3 separate regions of the Homo sapiens genome follow, and all the other regions are linked to region 1. A link is a contact called in ENCODE Hi-C data. All regions are on one chromosome and are shown on one strand. The core of a region is the stretch at or near the end of the contact, and the rest is flanking DNA. Distances in the headings are between cores, read along the strand shown. Region 1 has its middle 20 kb from the start of ZBED1. Region 2 overlaps P2RY8 (P2Y receptor family member 8). Region 3 holds the start of IL3RA (interleukin 3 receptor subunit alpha).

Region 1 (3,374 bases), core at 95-2,594:
CTTAACAATGAGCAAACTTCTGTGTAATAATAATAATCGCATTTTGTGGGGTTTTTTGTTTTCTTTTGTTTTGTTTTAGCTTTTGTTTTTGAGATGCAGTCTTGCTTTGTTGCCCAGGCTGGAGGGCAGTGGTATGATTTCAGCTCACTGCAACCTCCGTGTCCTGGGTTCAAGCGATTCTCCTGCCTCAGCCTACCAAGTAGCTGGGACTACAAGTGCACGCCACCATGCCCGGCTAATTTTGGTATTTTTAGTAGAGACAGGGTCTCACCATATTGGCTAGGCTGCTCTTGAACCTTGGCCTCAAGTGATCCCCCCACCTTGGCCTCCCAGAGTGTTGGGATTACAGGTGTGAGCCACTGCGCCCGGCACATTTTGTTTTTAATAGTAAAATAATCACAAGTGTAATTCGACCAATTTTTAAAGTGAAGCATTGAAATGTATCGCACATCACAAAAATCACATTTAGTATTTATTGAGCACTTACTGCATACAATCATTATGACCGATATTTTATATAATATTACTTATGTAATTTTAAAAACCTCACATTTAGAATGTGAGATTTCTCTCAAATCATCTCACTTCAAAGGCCTCGCCATACCAGGAGCTAAGTCATAAGACATGACGTAATGTTTTCATGACAGATGAAAGTGCTGAGACTCGAATTCTGAGGCCAAAGCCTTCTCTTGCTTGACCACTTGAAACTTGAATCCTTTTTTTTCTCCTTTTTTTTTTTTTTTTTTGAAATAGAATCTCACCCTGTCACCCAGGCTAGAGTGCAGTGGCACGATCTTGGCTTCCTGCAACCTCCACCTCTTGGGTTCAAGTGATTCTTCTGCCTCAGCCTCTGAAGTAGCTGAGATTACAGGCATGCACCAGCATGCCCGGCTAATTTTTGTATTTTTAGTAGAGACAGAGTTTCACTATGTTGGCCAGGCTGGCCTCGAACTCCTGACCTCAGGTCATCTGCCCACCTCAGCCTCCCAAAATACTGAGATTACAGGCATAAGCCACTGTGCCTGGCAAATCTGAATCCTTAAAGTTGCTCTTAATTCTCGACTCTCACTTCCAGTCGTTGAAGAATAGTGTGTATTGGACAGAACGTCCCGGAGATCACAAGGATAAACTCTGGATGAAGCCTTTTAAAAAACGATGTGAAGACCCTTGGCCCCAAACAGGCAGAAATGTGGGCAGAGGAACTCTCTGACAAATGGGGAACTGCCCTGTGAAGATTAGCATTTGCACGTCCTTTCTGCAGGGGGCTTCCCAAAGTCGCTTAATTCTGGGGAAGTGAGAACTTCTGCAGGTTTACTAGCCTGAAGAGTCACGAGAGAGCTGGCAGCTGCCAGAGACCCTGCAACACGAGGAGGAAATGTTTAAAAGGGGAATATGCAACGGTTTAAGGGAACTCCAAGTCTGGATTTGAACGCTGCCCAAATATTTGGTCATCTGGATTATGCATGTGTGGGGAGACCTCAGAGAACCAAGAGGAATCCATCAGTGTGATGTTGAAAGAACTGAGCAGATATTTAAACTCCTGCCCACTTCAGCAAACACAAAGATTAAAGTGTATATCCAGCGAAGCTAACTGTCTGATAGACTCTTCTATAGAGGAATAGACTCTTTCTATAAAGGAAAATACCTGACTGCACCACAACGTATCATCCTCAATGTCCATGATAAAATTGTTTTTTTAAAAAACAGACACGTAGGAACAGGAAAAGTAAATACCCAATGTTAATATTCATGTTCAGAGCTCTTAGCACGGTTTTGACACATTCAGGCAGAATACGTCCACCGTGATTCCTCTTACTCTCTTAGAAAAAACAATCAGAGGCCACATAATTACGAAGACTTTTCTGGTACACACAGTAAAACCAGAGGTCAAGAGTCTCTGGAAAAGAGGGCAAAGCAAGCATTTAAGCTTGGTGATAATAATGATGATGGTGATGGTGATAATGAAGATGGTGATGATGATGGTGACGATGAGGATGATGGTGATGATGATGGTGACAGTGGTGATGGTGATGGTGAGGATGATGATGGTGATGATGGCGACAGCGATGATGATGGCGAGGATGATGATGGTGATGATTATGGCGAGAGTGATGATGGTGAGGATGGTGATGATGATGGTGAGGATGATGATGATGTGTATGAGGATGATGGCAGTGATGATGTTGGTGAGGATGATGACGGTGATGATGATGGTGAGGATGATGATGGTGAGGATGATGATGGTGAGGATGATGGTGAGGATGATGATGATGTGTATGAGGATGATGGCGGTGATGATGACGGTGATGATGATGGTGATGATGATGGTGAGGATGATGATGGTGAGGATGGTGATGGTGATGATGGTGAGGATGATGATGGTGAGGATGATGATGGTGATGATGATGGTGAGGATGATGATGGTGATGGTGAGGATGATGATGGTGAGGATGATGATGGTGAGGATGATGATGGTGATGATGATGGTGAGGATGATGATGGTGATGATGATGGTGAGGATGATGATGGTGATGATGATGGTGATGATGATGATGGTGAGGATGATGATGGTGATGATGATGGTGAGGATGATGATGGTGAGGATGATGATGGTGAGGATGATGGTGAGGATGATGATGGTGAGGATGATGATGGTGAGGATGATGATGGTGATGATGATGGTGAGGATGATGATGGTGAGGATGATGATGGTGAGGATGATGATGGTGAGGATGATGGTGAGGATGATGATGGTGATGATGATGGTGAGGATGATGATGGTGATGATGATGGTGATGATGATGGTGAGGATGATGATGGTGAGGATGATGATGGTGACAGTGAGGATGATGGTGAGGATGGTGATGATGATGGTGAGGATGATGATGGTGACAGTGAGGATGATGGCGATGATGGTGATGATGATGGTGAGGATGATGATCATGGTGATGATGGTGAGGATGATAATGGTGATGGTGATGATGGTGATGATGATGGTGAGGATGATGATGATGGTGAGGATGGTGAGGATGATAATGGTGATGGTGATGATGGTGATGATGATGGTGAGGATGATGACGATGGTGATGGTGATGATGGTGATGATGATGGTGAGGATGATGATGATGGTGAGGATGATGATGATGAGGGTGATGATGATGGTGACAGTGAGGATGATGATGATGATGGTGATGACAGTGACGATGATGAAGAATGTTGTTGGTAATTACAGACTTCCTGAGCTACCAACTTGGACATCTGTACAACGATACAAATTTTGAGGAAAACTGTCAGACATTTTCTCATCAGGAAAAAATTTTCTTTCTGTATTAGTTTGTTCTCACATTGCTATAAAGAACTACCTGAGACTGGGT
Region 2 (3,476 bases), core at 521-3,020, 1.0 Mb after region 1:
TTTTGTTCTTGTTGCCCAGGCTGGAGTGCAGTGGCGCAATGTTGGCTCACCGCGACCTCTGCCTCCCGGGTTCAAGCAATTCTCCTGCCTCAGCCTCCTGAGTAGCTGGGATTACAGGCATGCGCCTCCATGCCTGGCTAATTTTGTATTTTTAGTAGAGATGGGGTTTCTCCATGTTGGTCAGGCTGGTCTCGAACTCCCAGCCTCAGGTGATCCACCCACCTCAGCCTCCCAAAGTGCTGGGATTACAGGCATGAGCCACCACGCCTGGCTCCTGTTTGGGTTTTAAGGAAACCCCGCTTTGGATCTAAGGGAGCCCAGCTTTGACTTCGGGCAGGAACAAGGTAGTTGAGACCGTCTCGGTTTCTTCTCCAGGGATCTTTCTCTTTGACTGCTTTGCTGAGCACATGGCTGGAAACAGGATGAGCAGAATCCACCAGATCACAATTAAAGTATCCTAAGGCAAGTCCGCGTCAACTCACACTGAGCAACGATCTTTATTTATTTATTTAAATTAAAATAATTGATTTTATCTTTCATTTAAGTTTTAGGGTACATGTGCACAACGTGCAGGTTTGTTACATATGTATACATGTGCCATGTTGGTGTGCTGCACCCATTAACTCGTCATTTAGCATTAGGTATATCTCCTAATGCTATCCCTCCCCCGTCCCCCCACCCCACAACAGTCCCCGGTGTGTGATGTTCTCCTTCCTGTGTCCATGTGTTCTCATGGTTCAATTCCCACCTATGAGTGAGAACATGCAGTGTTTGGTTTTTTGTCCTTGCGATAGTTTGCTGAGAATGATGGTTTCGAGCTTCATCCATGTCCCTACAAAGGACATGAACTCATCATTTTTGATGGCTGCATAGTATTCCATGGTGTATATGTGCCACATTTTCATAAATGGTGCTGGGAAAACTGACTAGCCATATGTTGAAAGCTGAAACTGGATCCCTTCCTTACACCTTATACTAAAATTAATTCAAGATGGATTAAATACTTAAATTTAGATCTAAAACCATAAAATCCCTAGAAGAAAACCTAGGCACTACCATTCAGGACATAGGCATGGGCAAGGACTTCATGTCTAGAGCAACGATCTTTAAACAGAGAGCAGCTGTTAGGAAGTCAAGCCTGCGAACCTTCCTGTCACCTCTCTCTCATCTGTTAAATGAATCTGTCTGCCATAACCTGCTAAAACCATGGGCACTGTGGCTCAGTAACGGCAGAAGTGCTTAAATTTCAGCATACGTGCTATTTCCACACTCTTCTTTTGCAGCAGGGCAGGAGCCACACACTCAACCACTTTGGGTTTTTTTTTTTTTTTTCACCAAATGGCATTTCATGTTAATTAGCTTAATTCCACGTACAGTGGCTTCCTGCCTTCCAGAGTGAGGCCGATTTTGCTGCTGTTGAGACATCCTCACCCATACACACACACACACACACACACACACACACCACACACACAAATTAATTTTGTTTCAAAAAGGGGCTTCTTATGTTTCTCAGAATCTGCTCTCTGGCCAGCGATGAAGCCCCGTGCTATATACTCTGAGAATGAGATACAGAAATCAGAGAAACGCGGCCGCTGCCTTTGCAGAAGACGCAGATCAAAATCTCCACGGGGCGTCTGCGGAGGACAGCATGCAAATCTCGCTGGGCAAACGGTCTGCTTCGTTGGGTGATGCAATACAGGAAAATCAACACACAGCGGCAGAGCTCAGAGCATTTCCTACGCGTTTTTGTGCTTAGCTAGGAGGATTCTTGCCTTGTGATCTGAGGCCGACGCCAGCAGGTCCTCTATCCCCTGACGCCTGCCAGCTGCCAGTTCACTGGGGCTGGTGGGTCACTTTGAAGTCAGTAGAACACAGAGTTCGTTCAGAGGCAGGTGTTATCACAGAAACAGGGGTCACTGGGTCTACAAAGATGGGGAACTTTGAGGGTGCGAGGGTTGGAAGCTGAGCTCCACTAAACCCAAAGCTGGACTCTCCTAATCCCAAAGCTGGACTCTCCTAATCCCAAAGCTGGACTCTCCTAATCCCAAAGCTGGACTCTCCTAAACCCAAAGCTGGGCTCCTTAAACCCAAAGCTGGGATCCCTTAAGCCCAAAGCTGGGATCCCTTAAACCCAAAGCTTGAAGAAAATGTGACTACCTGGCCGGGCACGGTGGCTCACGCCTGTAATCCCAGCACTTTGGGAGGTCGAGGCAGGTGGATCACCTGAGGTCGGGAGTTCAAGACCAGCCCGGCTAACATAGTGAAATCCCATCTCTGCTAAAAACACAAAACTTAGCCAGGCGTGGTGGCAGGTGCCTGTCAGCTACTCTGGAGGCTGAGGCAGGAGAATGGCTTGAACCCGGGAGGCGGAGGTTGCAGGGAGCCGACGTTGTGCCATTGCACTCCAGCCTGGACCACAGAGCAAGACTCAGCCTCAAGAAAAAAAAAAAATGTATTGCGTGCTGCAGAGTGACCTAAAGGTCAGAGGGTGCAGGGACCGTCTTCTTGTGACCAGCATTCAATGAGAGTTCCGGTACTTCATCTGTTGGTATCTCTAGATCTTAGTCACCCTGAGACCTGTCGGCCGGCATGTCTCGGCGGTATTAATTTGCAATTCCCTGATGAGCTACGACATGGAGTGATTTTTCGTAGGTGAATTTGCCACCTGCAAAGCATCTTTCGTGAGGTGGCCCATGTTTAAATGGTTTTTTTTTTTTCCAGTGGTTGAATCTTAAGAGTTTTTTTTGGCACATTTTGCATACTGGTTCTTTGTTTTAAAAAAAGTTCTTTTATTTTCTTTTTATTTTACTTTAAGTTCTGGGGTACATGTGCAGAACATGCAGGTTTGTTACATAGGTGTACAGGTGCCAGGGTGGTTTGCTGCACCCATCAACCCGTCATCTACATTAGGTATTTGTCCTAATGCTCTCCCTCCTCTATCCCCTCACCCCCCGACAGGCCCTGGTGTGTGACGTTCCCCTCCCTGTGTCCATGTGTTCTCATTGTTCAACTCCCACTTATGAGTGACAACATGCAGTGTTTGGTTTTCTGTTCCTCTGTTAGTTTCTCAGAATGATGGCTTCCAGCTTCATCCATGTCCCAGCTTACACAGGAGGCTGAGACAGAAGGATCTCTTGAGGCCAGGAGTTCGAGGCTGCAGTGAGCGGTCATTGCACTACTGCCCCCAGCTTGGTTGACAGAGAAAGGCCCTGTCTCAAAAAAAAAAAAACCCGGGAAGCGCAAGCTGCAGTGAGCCAAGGTCGTGCCACTGCAGTCCAGCTCAGGAGACAGAGGGAAACTCTGACTCAGCCAATAAAAAAAAAAAAGAAAGAAAAGAAAGAAACATGTCAACCTCTGTTGCTGTGATGAAAATATGAGTTGAAACCTCTCACCCTTCAGGCTAGTTGCTGTCACCCTTGTTGATGAGGGTGTGAGAATGAGTGTTGCCCTTGTCTATCAGCTGTAAGCACATA
Region 3 (3,372 bases), core at 848-3,347, 1.2 Mb after region 1:
GTTGCAGTGAGCTGAGATCGCGCCACTGCACTCCAGCCTGGGCGACAGAGCGAGACTCTGTCTCAAAAAAAACCACCACTTCTATCTTCTAGAACATTGTCACGACCCCAAAAGGAGACTCCAGACCCATTAAAGACCCGTCCTTCCTCTTCCCCAGCCTGTGGCAACCACTCATCCACTTTCTGTCTCTGTGGATTTGCCTGTATCTGGACATAGGGAATAAATGGAATCATACAGACACTATGTATCTTTTTGTATCTGGCCTCTCTCAGGAAGCATGATGTCCTCAGCATTCACCCACATTGCCACCTGTGGCAGAGCCTCGTTCCTTTTCATGGCTGTGTAATATTCCACCGTGTGGCTGGACCACATTATATTTCTCCATTCATCTATAGATGGGTATGAGGACTCTCTCCACCTCTTGGCTAGTGTGAATAAAGCTGCTTATTCCTTTTCATGGCTGTGTAATATTCCACCGTGTGGCTGGACCACATTATATTTCTCCATTCATCTATAGATGGGGTATGAGGGCTGTCTCCACCTCTTGGCTATTGTGAATAAAGCTGCTTGTTCCTTTTCATGGCTGTGTAATATTCCACTGTGTGGATGGACATTATATTTTTCCATTCATCTATAGATGGGTATGAGGGCTGTCTCCACCTCTTGGCTATTGTGAATAAAGCTGCTTGTTCCTTTTCATGGCTGTGTAATATTCCACTGTGTGGATGGACATTATATTTCTCCCTTCATCTATAGATGGGGGTATGAGGGCTGTCTCCACCTCTTGGCTATTGTGAATAAAGCTGCTTGTTCCTTTTCATGGCTGTATAATATTCCACTGTGTGTCTGGACCACATTATATTTCTCCATTCATCTATAGATGGGTACGAGGGCTGTCTCCACCTCTTGGCTATTGTGAATAAAGCTGCTTGTTCCTTTTCATGGCTGTATAATATTCCACTGTGTGGCTGGACCACATTATATTTCTCCATTCATCTATAGATGGGTATGAGGGCTGTCTCCACCTCTTGGCTATTGTGAATAAAGCTGCTTGTTCCTTTTCATGGCTGTGTAATATTCCACTGTGTGGCTGGACCACATTATATTTATCCATTCGTCTATAGATGGGTATGAGGGCTGTCTCCACCTCTTGGCTATTGTGAATAAAGCTGCTTGTTCCTTTTCATGGCTGTGTAATATTCCACCGTGTGGCTGGACCACATTATATTTATCCATTCGTCTATAGATGGGTATGAGGGCTGTCTCCACCTCTTGGCTATTGTGAATAAAGCTGCTTGTTCCTTTTCATGGCTGCGTAATATTCCACTGTGTGGATGGACATTATATTTTTCCATTCATCTATAGATGGGTACGAGGGCTGTCTCCACCTCTTGGCTACTGTGAATAAAGCTGCTAGGAGGGACCTGAGGTTTCACCAGCCATCTGGAACATTCTGAGTCCCGCCAGCCTTTGAAAACCACTGAGAAACACTACAAGCAGGCTGGGGTCCCAGCCCCAAAAGCGGCTCCCCGGCTGGCAGTCAGCTCGCCCTGGGCGTGAGCTCATTGACTAACTGAACCAGCGCTTTCTAATAAACAGAGAACTCTAGCCATGTGTAGGTGTGTACATTTTCTAGCAAGCACACAGAAAAAGCAGAAAGCACTGTCAAATTACTCCTAATGCTATCACCTTTATAAACCCAAGGCATCTAACATGCTATGATGGCTTCAGCGTCCGATCCACTTACAAAAGGGTGAATGAGATCGCAAACATACTTCTCTGGTACCGGGTCATTCTATGTGTGGTGTGGTGCCCACACGGACAGCAGGTCTCAGCAGAAACCTGTTACATGCCAATGCCCCGTGTCTGCCAGCTTGGATTTGGGAACCCACAGTCCACCGCCTCCCCTGCCTGCCCTCTTTTTCCCTCATCCCACCCTGGAGGGGGGACCTTACCTTAAATGGAGATCAAAGTACTGTGTGGAAGAAACAGCCTTCGTGGTTCCAGTTGAGAAGATCTGGGGTGTCCTGATCCTAGGATGTTTCTGATATCTTCCCGTGTGCGCTGAAAGCAGCTTTCCCCGAAGAGAAACCGAAGGTTGTACTCCCCGATTGAGCTGTTTTATAACCTCCAGCTGGGGCCCCACCCCTGAAACTCAGACCCAATAAGGATCTGGCAGTGGGGAGGGGTGGGGGCTGTCAGAGACCCCCTTCTCTCCCACGGGCTGGGATCCTGGGGTCAGCAGCTTCGTAACCATGAACCTGACTTTCCTTGAAAGAAAGACTCTTTCTTTGAAAATTATCATGTTCCCGTTCTCATTTTTTTTTTTTTCTGCAAGTGTTTCTGTTTGCTATAATTAGAATTCTTGCTGGCTATACAGGCAGGGTTGGGCAACTTCCTGACATAGTAAATTCAGCCTTGGAGGCGTGAACGCTGGTGTCCAGGGGCTCCTGCCTGTGTTTCCTCCCTGTCTCGTGGGAAACAGCACCCAGACAGGGAGGTGGCCCCCGGTCTCAGATGACAGATCTTATTAAAGATATGTTAGTGGCCGGGTGCGGTGGCTCACGCCTGTCATCCCAGCACTTTGGGAGGCCGAGGCGGGCAGATCACTTGAGGTCAAGAGATTGAGACCAGCCTGGCCAACATGGTGAAACCCCGTCTCTATTAAAAATACAAAAATTAGCCCAGCGTGGTGGTGAGCACCTGTAATCCCAGCTACTCGGGAGGCTGAGACAGGAGAATCGCTTGAACCTGGGAGGCGGAGGAGGTTACAGTGAACCGAGATCGCGCCACTGCACTCCAGCCTGGGCGACAGAGCAAGACTCGGTCTCAAAAAAAAAAAAAAGATATCTTAGTGGTCAGGGGTGGTGGCTCACACCTGTCATCCCAGCACTTTGGGAGGCCGATGAGGGCGGATCACCTGAGGTCAGGAGTTTGAGACCATCTGGCCAACATGGTGGAAGCCCGTCTCTAGTAAAAATTTAAAAATTAGCCAGGCGTGGTGGCAGGTGCCTGTAATCCCAGCTTCTCTGGAGGCTGAGGCAGGAGAATAGTTTGAACCTGGGAGAGAGGTTACAGTGAGCCAGGATGGCGCCAGTGCCCTCCAGCCTGGGTGATAGAGCAAGACTCCGTCTCAAAAAAAAAAAAAAAAAGATATCTTAGTGGTCAGGTGCGGTGGTTCACACCTGTCATCCCAGCACTTTGGGAGGCCGAGGAGGGTGGATCACCCTGAGGTCAGGAGTTCGAGACCATTCTGACCAACATGGTGAAACCCCGTCTCTAGTAAAAAGAAAAAAGTTAGCCAGGCGTGGTGGTGGGTGCCTATAATCCCAGCTTCTCCGGAGGCTGAGGCAGGAGAATCATTTGAACCTG

Evidence for each region. Hi-C counts contacts between places; a loop is a spot of excess contacts on that map. Pooled maps may share reads with other maps.
Region 2: a map with no recorded cell type shows a loop between it and region 1 (11-fold over the local background). The contact joins two enhancer-like sites. A Hi-C loop is called at or near these places in 2 of 37 single-sample maps with no recorded cell type and 2 of 50 pooled maps.
Region 3: a pooled map shows a loop between it and region 1 (5-fold over the local background). The contact joins the promoter of IL3RA here to the enhancer-like site in region 1. A Hi-C loop is called at or near these places in 8 of 37 single-sample maps with no recorded cell type and 5 of 50 pooled maps.

Annotation. Positions count from the first base shown.
Region 1 is chrX:2,519,486-2,522,859 of GRCh38, reverse strand. No RefSeq gene overlaps it. Among named protein-coding and RNA genes, the nearest start is that of ZBED1, 20 kb to the right of the region's middle. Within about 2 kb of position 1,344, at least 5 of the 41 ENCODE cell types and tissues checked have a DNase peak (open chromatin) inside an H3K27ac peak, as active enhancers do.
Region 2 is chrX:1,480,150-1,483,625 of GRCh38, reverse strand. All of the region lies in intron 1 of P2RY8 (P2Y receptor family member 8), which reads left to right. Among named protein-coding and RNA genes, the nearest start is that of ASMTL, 29 kb to the right of the region's middle. RefSeq lists enhancers at 1,357-1,856, 1,353-2,064 and a silencer at 2,530-2,698. Within about 2 kb of position 1,770, at least 27 of the 41 ENCODE cell types and tissues checked have a DNase peak (open chromatin) inside an H3K27ac peak, as active enhancers do.
Region 3 is chrX:1,335,510-1,338,881 of GRCh38, reverse strand. It overlaps IL3RA (interleukin 3 receptor subunit alpha), which reads right to left and starts at 2,097. Exons shown (of 12, transcript NM_002183.4): 1 at 1,956-2,097. LOC101928032 (a long non-coding RNA gene) reads left to right here. Exons shown (of 8, transcript XR_007068376.1): 8 at 1,366-1,608.